Regions from separate parts of the Homo sapiens genome. Here region 1 is linked to region 2. Evidence: read pairs that join two places in POLR2A ChIA-PET (ENCODE). Cell type or tissue: IMR-90. All regions are shown on one strand. Region 1 holds the start of LOC101928398 (a long non-coding RNA gene). Region 2 overlaps LINC02943 (long intergenic non-protein coding RNA 2943).

Region 1 (5,000 bases), 210 kb after region 2:
TCGCCCAGCCAAGATAGATACTGTTTTAATGCTATATATATAATCAAAATTAATGCAATAAATTCCTTGATGACAAAATAACAACATTTTAAATAAAGAGGATCTGTATTTCTGAACTTGCCTTTTGCTGCAGGCTCTAACATGGCTTGGTCTACCACTGACTGGCAGTTACCTCTCTTTGAGAATGTATGTGCTGGTCGCAACACACTTATGATTTCTCAGTCGTATGGCCGTATGGCCAGCCTGCAAGGCAGGAATTATTACAGATAAGTAAACTGAGGCTCCTGGAGATTAAGTCATTTGCCCAAGGTCAAACCACGGCCCTTGGCCTCTGCAAAGCTGCCTCCCAACTGTACCCACAGCCGGAGAAGACGGCCCCAGGCTCAAGACTAGAGATATGATTGGTCTCTTCCAGCTAAAAATGCCTAAGCAGATCAGAGGCTAAGGAGGAGATTTCAATCATGTAACTGCTATCTTGTGAGCCTGTAATAGCTGGCGAATGCATGGGTTTTTCTCCTGTGGTTTTTGCTTAACCTCTTTTTTAATTTCATTGTTCCTTTAACAATGTGATTCTTTTGGCTCTCTAATCTGTCCTAATAAATGCTGTAATTACAAGTTTCCCTGACGATGCTGTGCAGCAGGCGAGCTCCCTCCCTGGCTCCTGGGAAACTGAACTGGAGAGGGATCTTGGCAGGGAGCCGCTGCATCCGCCAGGCCTCAGTCACCACCCGCCTCTCAGTCAAGTTCAGCTCTTTGAAGCCAGGACCTTGTCTGTCTTGTTCACAGTAGTATCTCCCAAATCTGCCTGGTGCCTGGCACATAGAAGGGGCTTAATAAATCTCTGTTGAATGAATAAATGAAAAAATAGAAGTCTAAGTAGCGTGTTCGAACCCTTGAAAAAGTACATGCAACCTATGTAGCATCTTTTCTTGAACCTTGTACCTCGTGTGGTGGTTGGAGTTCACTGAGGATATTTGTAGAATGAAATAAAAAAGCATATAGGTGTTGTGTTGCATTGTATAATGTGCCTATACACACACACAATTATATATATGTGTGTATGTATACATATGTATATATAATTATATGTATATATATACCTCTTCAGTCAAGAACACAGCAGAATACACATTATTTTACCCCAAAGAGGATAAAAATACTCATTTGTCATCAGATTCTTAGACATAAGGTGTATTTGTATTTGATGTGTTCACTAAGATTCACTGAGCCCTCAGACATCCTGCTCATGGGACAAATGAGCTTGTCCGGAGCTCGTGAGTTGGTTCATGATTTGAAGCCTTTGACCTTGTCTTCAGGCTATTCCTTGTACAAGCTGTGTTTAGGCAGAGTGCGTTCTCCATGGCTGCTTCCCCAGTGTGACTTCCAGTCTGTGGTCCTTTGTACTCCTCAGAAAAATAAAGTGTTCTGAGGCTAAAGATCACCCATGGTAGATAGGGGCGTTGGAGAGGATGAGCAGGAAGAGCCCATCTGTGTGGGTTGGGGATCTGTTCTGCTGCCAGGTCCTGCCCTCCCTCCTGAGTCCCTGGATCCAGAACACAAACTCTCCTGTTCCCCTAGACCAAGCTGTGTGCACCCTCGTGTCTTTGCCTGTGCCTTGTCCTGGCCAGAAATCTTTCCTTCCCTGTCCCTTCATCTTTCCTTCCCTGTCCCTTCATCTTTCCTTGACTCCTGCCCTATAATGATCTAAAGAGCCTCCCTCTTTCGTATCTCATCAGCATAGGCATCACCTGGGAGCAAAGCAAGGCTCAGGCCCCTGCCTGATGAATCAGAATCTGCTTACTAACAAGCTCTCCAAGTGATTCATCTGCCCCTTCAATTTTGAAAAGCACTGGAGATAGCTCCTACTCATCCTTCAGTGTTCAGCTCAGGAGCCGCCTCCTCCAGAGAGCCCGCCCTGATCTTCCTACCCACCACAGCCGGCTGCTGGGACAATTAAAGAGCGAGGCACAGCCCCAGCATGTACACCCACCACATTCATGAGCACTTATAGCTCATGAGTCTTTCTTATTTAATGGTGGTGCACTCTGGTGGAATAAACTTAAAATTCCTCTTGGAATCTCCAAACGAGGGGCATCATATAGCCTCAATGCAGGCTGTAAACGCATCATACCTGAGAACCCCCACCCTTCACTGGAGCCCCACCTGTACCCGCCCCTACCGTCCTTGTTGTGGGAGTAGTGCAGGAACCAAATGCAAGTTCAAGAGAGACATGCGGCACACCACACTCTATGCTAGGGAAAAGCAGGCTTTCCCTGGGGTAATTAATACACTACAGCCTTTCTGACTTTTTGTCAGGGGCTCTCCTGCAGAGATTTTACTAAGGCTTTCTTAAAGTAGTGACAAACATCACAGGGTTATAAGAAAGCACCCAAGGGTGTCTTTCATTCCTCCTCTCTGATCCTCACAACCATCCAAACACAGCCCGATCTGTCCTTGATTCATCTTGTGATGACCACCCCAACAGCAGACCCCTGTGACACCCCTCGCTGAAATCCTGCCTCTCCCCCAATTCTTATTCCGTTCTCTCCACAACCAAAAAGGTCAAGGTGGCATACACATTCCTCCATGCCCCCTTCCCTGCAACCCCACCTCTCGAGGGGTAAGACCCTTCCCTGGGTGATCACACTGCACTGGATGTCACATCTGTGCACAGGGCTCTGCACACTCCCCACAACCCCACTTTACTTTGCTTCCCCTGGACCCAGAGGCAGAGTTCTCCTGGTCTTATCCTACCTGTACCTTCTACCTGCAATATTCTGCCCCTGACCCTCCTAGGGTCCTCCTTCTTACTTTTAGATCTCAGGTTAAATGTTGCCTCCTGGGTGCTCTCCCATAGCCCCTGTTCTCCCATCACTGGATTGGAAATGTCTGCAGAGCACATATTCCCATCACTTGCTTGTCTTTTATTACCTGACCTTGCCCATCACTAAAATGTAAGTTCTAGTGGTCTGCAGGCCTCATCGGGTTGGCATTTTTCATCTCTGTATCCCAAGCCCCTAGAACAGTGCAGAAGACATGATAGACACTCCATGGATATTTATTAAATAAATGGATGTGAGTGAATGCAATAAAACAAGCACTTTCAGTCAAATAAACCCAAGAGTGCTGGTCATTCTCCAAATTTGTTTTCTGCCTGCTCTGTGCCATGGAGGCCAACTCCTCTGGCTTGCACTTCGCAGGCCCTCTTTCAGGCAGCTGCCTGTGCACCTGCAGTCAATGAGAGGATGGGAGCAAAAAGTGGGGGCAGTTTTCCCTGGTCCCTTGACAGGGCCTCACTGGGCTCAGATGACATCACTTCCTCTCTCCTCCCTTGAAACCTGGGGGTGGGAAACCTTGGCATCTGGGAGGCTTCCCATCATTTGTCTGAGCTCTCATCCCTGCCCACAGCTCAGGAAACTTCCTTTGTCAAAGTCTCTTCATCTGCACCATTTAGCATGAACTGTTCCTTGTGGGGGCAATGCTCCTTCTGCGTGCATACAATTTAGATATCTTTTCTGTATATACAGAATGTATGCACATAACTTTAAAAAAATTTACTTAATTTTTAAGGGGGTGGTTTCTTCATTTTCTGCTTTCCTCTTTAGCTCTGCTTCCAAGTTCCCCTCATCACTGCGGTCCCTAGTGAAATCTTCCAACTGCATGGTGTCCAGCACATTTTCAGCCAGAGATTTTAGTTGGCTCGTGGTATCTTTCATGACCTGTTTTTTTTGTGCATTCAAAGGTTTCCAGCCTTTCTTTCTCCTCCTTCCTTTCCTGTACTCTCTGCTCCCATCTCGCGATCTCTTGGTCGAGCACTTCCGGACTTTCTGCAAAATAGGTGTTTTCATTCAAACTGTGTTATTTCCTTCTGAAGTTTTCCTCCATCCTCCTTTCATCCTTTTAAGATGTGTCCTGCATCAATCACTTGGGAACGCTTAGGAGACTCACTTTTCCATGTTTTTTTTTCCAGAAAGCCTCCTGTGTCCTGCAGAGAAGACCTGCTCAGATTTTTATTAAGGGTCGATAAGCAGAGGGATTGTAACATTCAAGGTCTGGCCTCCATCAGGGGTGACTTGAGGGCTTCCTCAGCCTGTCTCTTTAGTCCAGTGTTCCACCTTCTCCATGGACCTGCTGGTGAGAACAACACTTTTACTAAGCTCTTTTCCTCTTTATAAAGTGTCATCTCTTAATGACTAAGACCACCACAGCAACACAAACCAGGACCTCCCAGGGATGCCCAGGGACCCCCGGGGCTCATCTCATGATCTCAGCCATCACCAGCACAGCAGCCCGCAGCAGCTTCAGAGCGGCTGGAGAGACATTTGGGGACGAGCAGCCCCTCTGTGGCTCTGCCTCTGTTTGCCAGTGGCCTGTGGACCACAACTGCCTACTCGGGACCCTGCGGAGTGTTCTGTATCTAATGCAAACAGGTGCCTGGCAACCAGGACAGATAATCAGTTGGGCTGGGGGAGGGGAGCAAGCCAGATTCTAAAAACAGTGTCCCTGACATTGCTGTGCTTACTGCACAGATAGAGGTGATATTATATTCCCTGCCCAGGTCATGAGGGAACTGGGAGTGGCTGACAGCACTCTGGAGCTCAGCCACACCAGGCCCAGCTGGCCCCACAGCAAACCCAGAGGGTCGAAGTGAGGCTACGCCCTGTCCCTTTCTGTCCACAAGGGCCTGTCAGGGCACAGTGGTGGGGCCTGTCCCTGGGTGAGGCTCAGTCTCCTGATTTCAAGTTTCCTTCTGCACAGGGAAAGTGGGTCCTGCCCACCAAGGTCCGAGGGACCCTCCTCTGAAGCCCCTCTCTCCTTTGTGTTTGGTCAAGGTTAGCAGATGGGGAGAGGACTGAAGAGTCTCCCCAAAGGTCTAAACTGAGAGACCTGGATTTTCAATGTAACAATCCAGGAGAAATAAGTAGATGGAGTCTAAAATTTCTGGTGGAGTCTACAATTTCATGGATTTTCTATGAAGCTGGTTTGTCCCTGTTCAGCAA
Region 2 (5,000 bases):
CCTTTCCTGATGCTCTTTGCATGGTGGCATCACTGAAGACATTGGTGGGGAACTGGAATGGAACTGGAAAGCCAATGTTTGAAATTTCTTCCCCTAGGCATTGGCTTCATCACCCTCGTCAAGAACTTTGAAAGGGACATTAATGAGCAGCAAAATCAATTTGAATCTCATCTTTTGGTTCTTCTCCCCTGGAGAAAGACCTGAGCAAAAAATGGGTCAGCTAGGGGCATGTGGAATAGTGGATGGGTTACAAACAGGGAGAGGACAAGGAAAGGGATAAGGGGAATTCGGAAGGAAAACCTTAGAGGAGGAGAAAGAAAGCTGAACCCTGTACATGAGAAGGGAGGGAAAAAAAATGAAGATTAGAAAATAAATGTGGCTGATGGCAGAGAGATTTGGTTCCACACAAGCACACCTTTGGAATCAGCTACTGGTGGGAAATTAAATAGCCCCAAATCTGCTGGTTCATGGGGCTTCAGGCAAGTCTCCATCCAGCCTTCAAGTTGCTATGAGCAACAATTGTCCTTTAAAAACCACAGTCTTACAGAGCCAAAGACAGCAGATTCGACACTGGGTGTTCCCAAGGCCAAGTTGGAAGAGAATCCAGACAACAGCTCATACAGCACACACAGAATCAAAAACAGTCTTTTCAACCAGCCAGACACTAATTAAATTAAAGCAATGCTGGAGACAGCAGCACGTGGCAGAGGAGAGGTGCCAGGCCAAAGGGCTCTAGTTGCTTAGAAGCGAGTTCAGCAAAGAATAGGCTGAGGCATCTGTCACTTTTCAGTGATGGAAGCATTTTGTGCAGCAGCTGACGTGTTATTAGGTACACCTGTCCTCGGACCGGTGACATCGTTTGTGAGGCCCAGTGCAAAATAAAAATGCAGAACCCCTTGCTCAAAAATTACTGAGAATTTTAATACGGTGACTGCAGAGTTTTGAATCAAGTGTGGGGTCCTGAGCGCAAGGCCCTGTGTGGCTGTGTGGGTCATGCACCCCTGAAGCTCACCTGTCTGTTATGAATAGTTTAGGGTTAGGGTGATTACACTCATTTTAGGCGGAACAATTCAGTTATGGGCATGCATTAAGATGATGCTACATTTTGAACCACAACATAGGTATTAGGTACATTGCAACAACAGAAATTTGTGACCTACATGGGAAATGCAAGAATCAAGCTTTCTACTCCAATTAATTGTTCCTTGGAGGAATTAAGTTTCTGCTTCTCATTGTGGAAGCAGAAGTGAGCTGATGCCAAGCAATGAACCCTGTGTTTTGGCCCAGCCTCATGGAAATTCTCCCAGCCCGCCTCGTGGCACCAAACACATGTCTTTTCCAGGGAGTTTAGAGTATTTCAAAGATGCTTATTATTTAGGTTGCCAGATAAAATACGGGACATCCAGTTTCAACATGAATTTCAGATAAACAACAGAAAACTTTTTAGTATAAGTATGTCTGAAGGACATTACTTATAGTAAATACTTATACTAAACACTTACAAATAGTATACTAAATACTTATACTAAAAATTATCTGTTGTTTATCTGAAATTCAACTTGAACTAGGCATCCTCTATTTGTATTTGTTAAATCTGGCAACCTATAGAATGCATTTTTAAGATGCTGCCACTATACGTGGTCACCCCCAGATCACTGACGCATACTAAGGGACCAAGGTGGGATGGCATGTGAGAATGATGGCAAAAAAAAAACCCCAAAAGTCATGGGAACTGTTAGAATTCAAGTCTGTATTAGTCCTGGGGCTACTGTAATAAAATGCCACCAACTGGGTGGCTGAAAACATGAGAGATTTATTCTCTTGCTGTTCTGGAGGAGAGAAGACCAAATCCAAGCTCTGCAGAGCCGTAGGGAGAGATCTGTTCCAGGCCTCTCTCCCAGCTTCTGGTAGCCCCAGTCATTCCTTGGCTGTGACAGCCTAAGTCCAATCTTCTCATGGTTCTCGGTGTCTCCTCATGTAGTTCTTCCTTTGTGTCTGTGTCATTCCCCCCTTTTATAAGGACATCAGTCATACTAGGTTAGAGCCCACTCTAATACCCTCATTTTAACTTGATTACCTCTGTAAAGACCCTACTTCCAAAATTAGGTCACATTCTGAGATATCAGGGGTTAGGAATTCAATACATCTTTTTTGGGGACACAATTTATGCTATAACATTGTCCCACGACTGTCCAGGGCTTTTCTATTCTTAAACTTCATGGGATGGCCTGCATTTAGAGAGCTGGAGAACCCTTCTGTACTTGGCCTTTGTGTGATCAGTCTTAACTGAAGACAATTCAAAGAGGTGACAGCCACAGTGAATCAAGAGGTGTCAAATCCTGCAAGGGCAGCTCATCAGAGGACACAGGCATGGAGAGTTCCGTGGCCATCCATGGAGTGTCTATTCCACACTCTACCCATTGAGCTGCCATGTGGAAGTTTTCAAACAGAGTGACAAACACACAGCTTTACTCCTGCAGAGTAAACATTTCTGGCAATGCTTGCTTCATGGGAGCAGCCCACGCATTTTGCACAAATGTTATACAAGCAGCCTGTGGCTTTGGAAATCATGGATGGAAATTATTTGCAAATTCCTTTGGAGCCTTATAACAAATGTTTGCCTTGGTCTTGAAGCCTTAAACAAACAACCCCTCTACTTCAAAAATGTCTGCTAATGAGAAAGACATTTCAGCTGAAAGAAAAGAAGTGATCATTAGGAAAAAATGGACTGGATTGTGTTAACCAAGCAAAAGATCAGCCTGGGACTCTAACCACATTTGTTGCTTTTATCAGAAATTGGAGTGATAGTCGGTCTTTAGATAATATTATGTTGAATGGACTTAACAGTCATTTTAACAAGGACGGGCCTCTCTTATCTGGAATTGGCTATGTAAAATCAAAAGCCACCATGATATTATTCAAAGGAAGCCTTGGCCATTATGTGGGACAGGTTATCTGGCTTTGATCAGCCCTTTCTCTTGCTACTTCCTAGTGAGAAGAGGTGGATGGATAAGACCTTTTTGGCAGGTTGATAAATTGTGTATATTTCCAAGGAGAAGGCAAGCATATAAAACCATTTCTAAGAGCACTTTCAAGAATTTTAGCTTTAAAGCTTGTAGAGTCTTGCAGATCAGTGCTGACCAATAGAAACATGGGGTGTTTTTATAATGGAAAGTTTTCTTGTAGTCACATGTTAAAAAATAAAAAAGAAATAGTGAACTTCCAGCTTCATTCATGTCCTTTGACTAACACAGGAACAGAAAACCAAACACTGAATTTTCTCACTCTTAAGTGGAGTTGAACAATGAGAACACATGGACACAGGAAAGGGAACATCATACACCTGTCGGGGGATGGGCGGCAAGGGGTGGGAGAGCATTAGGACAAATACCTAATGCATGCGGGGCTTAAAACCTAGATGATAGGCTGATAGATGCAGCAAACCACCATGGCACGTGTATACCTGTGTAACAAACCTGCACATTCTGCACATGTATCCCAGTATTTAAAGTAAAAAAAAAAACAGTGAAGTTAATTTTGATACCATAGCTAATTTAAACCAATATATTCGTATCATCTCATCATATATTTGATATAAAAATGATTAGTGAACAATTTTATCTTCTTTGTCTCATTCTATCTTTGAAATCTTGTGTGTGTGTGTGTTTTAAATTATACTTTAAGTTCTGGGATACCTGTGCAGAATGTGCAGGTTTGTTATATAGGTATACACGTGCCATGGTGGTTTGCCGCACCCATCAACCCATCATCTACATTAGGTATTTCTCCTAATGCTATCCCTCCCCTAGTCCCCCACCTCCAGACAGGCCCTGGTGTGTGATGTTCCCCTCCCTGTGTCCATGTGTTCTCATTGTTCAACTCCCACTTATGAGTGAGAACATGCAGTGTTTGGTTTTCTGTTCCTGTGTTAGTTTGCTGAGAATGATGGTTTCCAGCTTCATCCATGTCCCTGCAAAGGACATGAACTTATTGTTTTTTATGGTTGCCTAGTATTCCATGGTGTATATGTGCTACATTTTCTTTATCCAATCTATCATTGATGGGCATTTGTGTTGGTTCCCAGTATTTGCTATTGTGAACAGTGCTGCAATAAACATACATGTGCATGTGTCTTTTATAGTATACTGATTTATAATCCTTTGGTTATATACCCAGTAATGGGATTGCAGGGTCAAATGGTATTTCTGGTTCTAGATCCTTGAGGAATCACCACACTGTCTTCCACAGTGGTTGAACTAATTTACAATCCCACCAACAGCGTAAAAGCATTCCTATTTCTCCACATCCTCTCCAGCGTCTGTTGTTTCCTGACTTTTTAATGATGGCCATTCTAACTGGCGTGAGATGGTATCTCATTGTGGTTTTGATTTGCATTTCTCTAATGACCAGTGATGATGAGTTTTTTTTCATGTTGCTGGCTGCATAAATGTCTTCTTTTGAGAAGTGTCTGTTCATATCCTTTGCCCACTGTTCAATGGGGTTGTTTGTTTCGTGTAAATTTGTTTAAGTTCTTTGTAGATTCTGGATATTAGCCCTTTGTCATATGGTAGATTGCAAAAATTTTCTCCTATTCTGTAGGTTGCCCATTCACTCTGCTGATAGTTTCTTTTGCTGTGTGGAAGCTCTTTAGTTTAATTAGATCCCATTTGTCAATTTTGGCTTTTGTTGCCATTGCTTTTGGTGTTTTAGCCATGAAGTCTTTGCCCATGCCTATGTCCTGAATGGTATTGCCTAGGTTTTCTTCTAGGGTTTTTATGGTTTTAGGTCTTACATTTAAGTCTTTAATCCATCTTGGGTTAATTTTTGTATAAGGTGTAAGGAAGGGGTCCACTTTCAGTTTTCTGCATATGGTTAGCCAGTTTTCCCAACACCATTTATTAAATAGGGAACCCTCTCCCCATTGCTTGTTTTTGTCAGGTTTGTCAAAGGTCAGATGGTTGTAGATGTGTGGCATTATTTCTGAGGCCTCTGTTCTGTTC

What was found. Peaks named below come from ENCODE experiments on the same cell type or tissue, not always from the same donor. Only the 100,000 strongest peaks of a DNase experiment are listed, where the experiment ranks them.
Region 1: POLR2A ChIA-PET joins it to region 2 with 7 read pairs; 3 of 35 experiments call an interaction of 5 or more read pairs at or near these places.

Annotation. Positions count from the first base shown.
Region 1 is chr21:38,856,904-38,861,903 of GRCh38, reverse strand. It overlaps LOC101928398 (a long non-coding RNA gene), which reads right to left and starts at 4,365. Exons shown (of 3, transcript NR_109926.1): 1 at 4,279-4,365; 2 at 3,949-4,128; 3 at 3,042-3,827. In IMR-90, no CTCF peak of the experiment used is centred here; no DNase peak of the experiment used is centred here.
Region 2 is chr21:39,069,554-39,074,553 of GRCh38, reverse strand. All of the region lies in intron 3 of LINC02943 (long intergenic non-protein coding RNA 2943), which reads left to right. Among named protein-coding and RNA genes, the nearest start is that of LINC02943, 12 kb to the left of the region's middle. In IMR-90, no CTCF peak of the experiment used is centred here; a DNase peak (open chromatin) is centred at 2,553; H3K27ac peaks cover 1,047 bases.